2 separate regions of the Homo sapiens genome follow, and region 2 is linked to region 1. Evidence: chromatin contacts called from ENCODE Hi-C or POLR2A ChIA-PET data. All regions are on one chromosome and are shown on one strand. The core of a region is the stretch at or near the end of the contact, and the rest is flanking DNA. Distances in the headings are between cores, read along the strand shown.

Region 1 (3,726 bases), core at 638-3,137:
TGTTCCATGCTTCAGATTTCCTTAGTGATCTAGCTTAATACAGGCAAAACCAAGATACGTTCTCCTTTCATTGTCCACATTACTTACATTACCTTTCGTCACAAATGTTCTAATGTCACAGTATTGTTTTCTTCTTGCAGATACAGATGCCAACAGAAATTGAGTTAGGAAGCTTGCAGGCTTCCAGAAATTCATCAACACCTGATCAGCTTTTCTGCTGCAAGTTAAAGTGACCTCTGAAGAGGTCAAACCCTAGGTCCCTTTGATTCTGCTACTGTTCTGACATTTGCAGAGGGGTGTGAAAACCTCTTTGCTTGTTCTGGCTTGTGTGAGCTGCTTTATCTCTTACCCTAGACGTACAGTAAGAAAAGAGCAATCAGAGACAGGCATTTGGTGAGGCTTTAGTTTGTCCCACTTTCACTCCTGCCCCCACCTCCCACCTTGTCCATGTTAGGTGTTCCCTGTAAGAATGAAATGTACTGATCCGATATTTTCCCATTTTTAAACTTGAATTCAATTAGACTTTTGTCATGGGTCATATAAAGCAGAAATGCATGTGTATTATGATTTCTGGCATATTCTAATGAATCAAGTGTTAATGTCATAAGGCTTCATTGATTTGAAATAACGGGCAATTTACTGACTGAAGGCTAAATATTGGTACAAATGAGTACAACATATTTTTGAAAATAATTTGGCAATACTTTATCAAAAGTTACAAAATATTTGTGTCTTTTATATAGCAATCCCACTCCTAGGGGTTATTAAAAGTGGAGGGGGGAAGCCTCATGCACAACAATGTTCATTCAAGACTGTCTTAGAATAATATAAATGTAAACAATACATATTCTAACCATATGCATGACTAAGACAATTATAGTAAAAACTTCTTAGAGGAAAATATTATGTAACTATTAGTTATTCCCTTTGTTTGGAACACTTTCCACCCCCTCTGCCTTATTTCTCTGCCAGCTAACTCCCACTTAGTCTTCAAGACTCAGGGTACCCACCACTGTGCTTATATAACACCTGGGCACACCTCTATTAAAACATGTATAGCCCACTGCATTGTAACCCATGATTTTGCCTGTTAGTGCCCTCCACTGGATTGCAACTCACTGAGGCAGAGTCTGTCATTTGTGCAACAAGTTAAAAATCAGAAAGCAATGGGGCAATAAATAAAATTATTTCTGATATATAGAATTTAGCTTCAGCTAATTCAGACCTGCCTTCGTTCCCTGCTCCCAACCCCCTCCAGCCTCCAGCAGCAGCAGCAGCAGCAGCAGCAGCAGCAGCGCCCCTGAAGTCTCTTGTGGAAGGTGAGAAATCTACCGATAAGCTTTCTAGTAGGAGTGTCTTTGGGGAGGGAGTGAGTGGGAGATTAGAAATGGGGCCGGTGGAATATTCCTGCAAAACTCCAGGAACCATTAGCATTCCACTTCTTCTTACAAAGATTGTTTTCATGTCTGAGTTGCCCTATATAGTGCAGAAATTGAGAATGCAAACGTGCAAACGATCGGTGTGATCTACTGAAAGGCGATGCGCGTTCCCTTCTTGCAGGCAGAACTGCCTTAGGAAGCATGAAAGTGGACGCAGCCCGGTGCCAGGTGTCAGCGATTTGAGCTCGCTTCCGGGCCCCATTCATTTCCAGCCCGGCTCCCAGATACTTCCCGAGGCGCTCCCTTTTGCCCGCCCGACTTCTGAGCGGAGCGCTCGGGTGTGAGGAGAACCGGCAAATCCTCGCGGGCGCTGGGCGCTCGCGGAGCCGCCCGCGCCCAGCCCCGTCACGTTGGCTGCCGAGCGCATCCCGGCTGCGCCCCGGCGGGGAGGCGCCGAGGGTAGCTAAGGGGAGCAGGTCACGTGAGAGGAGGAGTCTGACCTACTTTCCAGGCGGTAGGCGCATGCGCACTTCCCATCTGCGCTCCGGCCGGGAGGCTCACGTGGAATCGCACGTGCCTGGTCCTGCAGCTAGGGGCTCCTGGCCCGGGGCGCGCAGGGGCGGGTCCGCGGTGGGACCCGCGGAGAGGGGCGCGGCGGGGCGGAGCGCTTGGAGACTCAGTCTGCGGGTCCCGCAATCATCATCCGTGACAACCACAGCCTCTGGAGAGCTGCTTAGGCTCCCTGCGGGGCTTCCCACGAATTCATCACATTCAACATTCGTGAATTCAGAAATTAAGACAAAGACTGCACCTCTGCCCTGTAAATCACTAGTTCCGCAACTCAGAATTTATCCTGCAAATGGGCTTCTGCTCCTGCGAAGTGAAGTCCCTGCAAGGATAATCATTACATCATTGTTGGACATCACAAACGGCCAGAAACAGTCAAAATGTCCAACGATAACACCGGTTAAATTCATAGAAACGTAAATTATGGTTGGGCCACACTTGAAGTTGTCTGCAGCTCTTAAAAACAAATAGACTCTGCTCTCTAGACACTGATATGGAAAGACCTTCAAGATACATTATGTGATTTGTAAAAAAAAATGATGCAGAACAGTGTCTGGGATGCTGACATTTGTGAGGAAAAAAATTATATATGTATATATGTTATGATCAGACTAGTTCTGGAAAAATATATTGGATGACTGGGGGTGGGGGTCAGGGAAGACGCGAGACTCCATACTTATGTAACTTTTAAATTTTGTACCATGGATGATTAATCTTTTTTTTTTTTTTTCCAAATAACATTTAAAAACAGTTATTTAGCACTTACCCTGTGCTGGGCACCAGCTTTTATGTAAATCATTTCCTCCTAGAAAGTTTGTCATGTACAGTATCTGCCGCATTTCCTGTTCTGTTCAGCTTGAATCTTAATGTCTTAAGCTTTCTGATACACAGTTGAGACGTTTTTTAAAATCCCGATATGAACAACCGAAGCCCTCCACATCTTTAAGATTCTTTTCAAGTTCTGTCTCTTGAGGGAAAGTATCTTAACCAAGAGGCTCTCAGCAACAAATACTTGCATAATAAAGCTGACACAGCAGTTTCACATATGTGATTAGCTTTTACTCTCCCGATTGTGAGTTTGTAGTGCAGATATTATTATCACTGTGGTTAGTACATATGTGCCGGTTATATTCGGTTGCAAGTTAACTAAAAGTCCAACTCTAAGTGGCTTGAACGGTAAAGCTCATTTAACTTCAGATTGGATGTTGGATTTCAGGGATACATCGATTTGCCTGCTAAACAATGCCATCAGGAACTTGTTTCTTTCTAATCTTCTGCCAAGGTTTCCATAGTGTCAGCTTCATCTAAAGCTTTGGGAGGCCGGGAGCGGTTGCTCACGCCTGTAATCCTAGCACTTAGGGAGCCTGAGGCGGGCAGACTGCCTGAGCTCAGGAGTTCGAGACCAGCCTGGGCAACATGGTGTAACTCCGTCTCTACTAAAAAATACAAAAATTAGCCAGGCGTGGTGGCTCACGCCTGCAGTCCCGGCTACTCAGGAGGCTGAGGCACGAAAATCACTTGAGCCTGGGAGGCGGAGGTTGCAGTGAGCTGAGATCCCAACTGCACTCCAGCCTTGGGGATAGTGTGAGAACCTGCCTCAAAAAGAAAAAAAAAAAAAAAAAAAAAGTAAAGCTTTGGGAAAGTCTCATTTAGTAAAAGTGCTTCTTCCCAGAAGCAGCAAGTAAACATCCTCCCTATACTCTTGGCCTCAAGTTGGGGCAAGTGCCCACACTTGAACTAGTAACAATAGCAGGAGAAGGAATTATGCCAATTCGTTTGT
Region 2 (3,241 bases), core at 535-3,034, 150 kb after region 1:
CAATGTGTAGTCTTTTATCCCTTAACCCCCTCCCAGCCTTCCTACTAAGTCCCCAGAGTCCATTGTGTCATTCTTAGTCTTTGCGTCCTCATATCTTAGCTCCCACTTATAAGTGAAAAGATAATGATGTTTGGCTTTCCATTCCTGAGTTACTTCCGTTAGAATAATGGTAACATCCATATTTTTGATATTACAGGTTGAGTACCCTTATCTGAGATGCTTGGACCAGAAGTATTTTGGATTTTGGAATACTTGCATATACATAATGAGGTACCTTAGGAATGGGACCCAAGACTACAACATACAATTCATTTGTTTCATAAGCACCTTTTACACAGCTTTTATAGAATATTTGTAACAATTCTGTGCGTGAACCAAATTTGTGATCATTGAACCATCAGAAAGTAAAGGTGTCACTATTCTGGTCACAATTCTGTGCGTGAACCAAACTTGTGATCATTGAACCATCAGAAAGTAAAGGTGTCACTATTCTGGTCACCCATGTGGACAATCTGTGGTTGTTTGGCATCACCATCATGCTTGCTCAGAAAAAAATATATCAAAGCTGAAGTGGGCTGGGAGGGTGTTTTGTTTTGTTTTGTTAGTTTTTTTTCTCTTGGGGACGCTGAATAAACTGTGTTATGCTCCTGTGTTTTGACTACCACCCATCACATGAGGTCAGGTGTGAAATTTTCCACTTCTGGGGCCATATCTGCACTCAAAAGTTTTGGATTTTGGGGCATTTCAAATTTGGGATTTCAGATTTGGGATGTTCAATCTGTATAAGAAATGCAGTAATAAAAATACATGTATATACTTATACACATCTTTTTTGCAAAAAAAATAGTAACAGGTGGGATTATTGAGTGAGAATATATGACCATTAAAAACATTTTAACTTTCAAAAAAACCTTCCAAATGGATATTTAAAAAGCTCTTGATATATACTGCAAAACGGATTCCCAAGGATGTCATGCCAATTTATATTCCCCACCTGTAGTGGATGAAATGTTTACTTTCAACTTTAATTAGTGGCAGGCCCAGATGGCTCATAAACTGGAGGGATTTTTTAAAATGCCTAATACATGAGCAATTTAAGAAAATAAAGTATATTCTCTACAGAAGGATTCCCGCTCCTTGCTTCCTTTGCTTAGGCATCATTTAGGGCCTCTTGGGTGTAGAAACCTTAGCTCCAATTGCTGATCTCAATTCTGTGAAATCTCTGAAGCTTAAAATCCTACTTATCATGATAGTTTCATATTGTTTCTGATGCAGGGTGATATTCCTTTCTTGTTTTTTATCTAAACACACACACACACACACACACACACACACACACACACAGACACACACACACACACACAATTTAAAATGTCATTTCTATGTGTAAGAGCAGAATGGGAAGGTTTTAGCATGAGATCCCTCTTCTATCTTGATCCTGAAGTCCACTATGAATCTTGAGAGCTGTATTTCCTGGCTTTATTTGTGGACCTTTTCACAATCATATATTTATATGTATATGTATGCATTTGTTTATAAGAGCTAGAATAGCCTGAATGAGATGTGTGTGTATATATACACATTATATATGTTATACATTTTTATTCATAAAAGCTTGAATTTAGAGAGCTCTCTACTCAGAACTGGTTTTTGACCTTTTAAAGAATGTGTAGACCCTTTGATTGCCCTAAAATTTGACCAAATTGTTGTTGGAATTACCCTCTCAAACCTCTGGGTGAAATGTACCTTTGCATTGTGAGTTTAAGGATGACTCAGCAGTCTGAGTGGGGTGAAAAGTGACTTAGAACAAGAGGTGGCTGCGCAGAGTGATGTGGCTTTTGGTGCTGAAGCTGTCGTGCCAACTCCTCTTACATTTAAAGCTTCCTGTATGCCCCAGTGTCTGTCAGATCTAAAGTGTGTCTCCACTTTCTAAAGGATCAAGCCCCAGTTGTCCTTCTGCTTGACAAATAATCTGTGTGAACCTGAGGATTTCAACAAATGCCACTGACTCACTAAGATAAAAAAGAGTGAAAAGAGATCGTCTGCCCCCTACCCCCAGCCTGTCTTTGACTTTATTCATTACTCCTTCAAATCAGAACATATTAAGAGTGTCCTCCTGCCAGGGTTCCTGCCAGTCAGTTATTCCCACAATCGTTACTGTTGTTTAGCAGTGGGAGTAACAGGTTGGCCCTTCCTGCTTTCCATCCATGTGGTCCTATCTCTCCTATATTAAAAAGATTTTAGGATTCACCTGTAACAGCTAGTGCTTTTGAAGATTTTTGCCCTATTTTGTATTCTAGTTATCATTTCCATGAGGCCTGAAGGAAGGTAGTTAAAGGCCTGTGCTTATGCTGTCAATTTAACAAGAAGTCAATATATTCTCTTTTTATTAAAGACCTCATATGGGTTACCTGGCCAGATTTTTTCTTATTATGCATTTCTAAAGATAGAACTGCCTCTTTATGCTTTTGTTACATAATCATTTTGTCAATCTATATGTCAGTTAAACAGAAATTGCAGTTCTGAACATGTAGTTCAAAACTATTTTATTTCAAATAGAAACTACACAAAGGCATTATAATGATATAGAACATGTAAATATAAGGAGATCAATAGAAGCATCTCCAGGGGTTCCAATACTGATTAAAAATGCCTATTCTGTTTTCAGACTGTTTTCACTGTGAATAATGACAGAACAGACAAAAGTTTCCTCACAGTTAGCAATAAACAACTGAAAGATAAGATGCTGATTAAGACATTTAGCCACAGTTTCCGGTGACAATTACATTCTAACACAACATCAATAATAACATTAAATGATACATATTATGAAAAGCTCTCATCTACCATATTTTCAAATGTATCCAAGTTGAAAGAAGCTTTAGACAATAATAATTTAATACCTACCACAGCGAGAAAGTAAAATTAAATTAATTACTTTAAATAACAATAATGTGGCACCAGCAGTAGTCATGGCAGTGGCAGCAGCAGCAACAACAACAACAACATCCATACAGGGAACATCTTACCCTACCAGAGGCTCTTTTGGGAATTTCATATGTACTACATTTAATCTTTCAATCCTGCCACTTTGATATTATGAGATCCACTTTTTATATGCAAAAACAGACCTAGAAATTAAGCAATTTGGCCAATGAAATTGGATGAACAATTGGGGTGCTCTGTGGAGCATCTCTAAGGAACATCAGAGATTCTGTGGAGCATTGTTTACATGTATTCA

What was found. A loop is a pair of places that touch in the nucleus more often than their neighbours do. ChIA-PET counts read pairs that join two places held with the same protein, here RNA polymerase II (POLR2A). Pooled maps may share reads with other maps.
Region 2: a loop to region 1 is called in a map of CD4-positive, alpha-beta memory T cell, with 7 times the contacts of the local background. The contact joins two enhancer-like sites. A Hi-C loop is called at or near these places in 2 of 168 maps with a recorded cell type or tissue (CD4-positive, alpha-beta memory T cell and posterior cingulate gyrus), 5 of 37 single-sample maps with no recorded cell type and 17 of 50 pooled maps. POLR2A ChIA-PET finds 5 or more read pairs at or near these places in 4 of 52 experiments (CD4-positive, alpha-beta T cell, CD4-positive, alpha-beta memory T cell, MCF 10A and 1 more).

The regions. Positions count from the first base shown.
Region 1 is chr17:55,236,617-55,240,342 of GRCh38, reverse strand. No RefSeq gene overlaps it. Among named protein-coding and RNA genes, the nearest start is that of HLF, 26 kb to the left of the region's middle. RefSeq lists a silencer at 1,671-2,140. Within about 2 kb of position 1,887, at least 27 of the 41 ENCODE cell types and tissues checked have a DNase peak (open chromatin) inside an H3K27ac peak, as active enhancers do.
Region 2 is chr17:55,088,959-55,092,199 of GRCh38, reverse strand. All of the region lies in intron 16 of STXBP4 (syntaxin binding protein 4), which reads right to left. LOC107985002 (a long non-coding RNA gene) reads right to left here. Exons shown (of 2, transcript XR_001752943.2): 1 at 1-3,241. Among named protein-coding and RNA genes, the nearest start is that of STXBP4, 120 kb to the right of the region's middle. RefSeq lists an enhancer at 1,957-2,056. Within about 2 kb of position 1,784, at least 3 of the 41 ENCODE cell types and tissues checked have a DNase peak (open chromatin) inside an H3K27ac peak, as active enhancers do.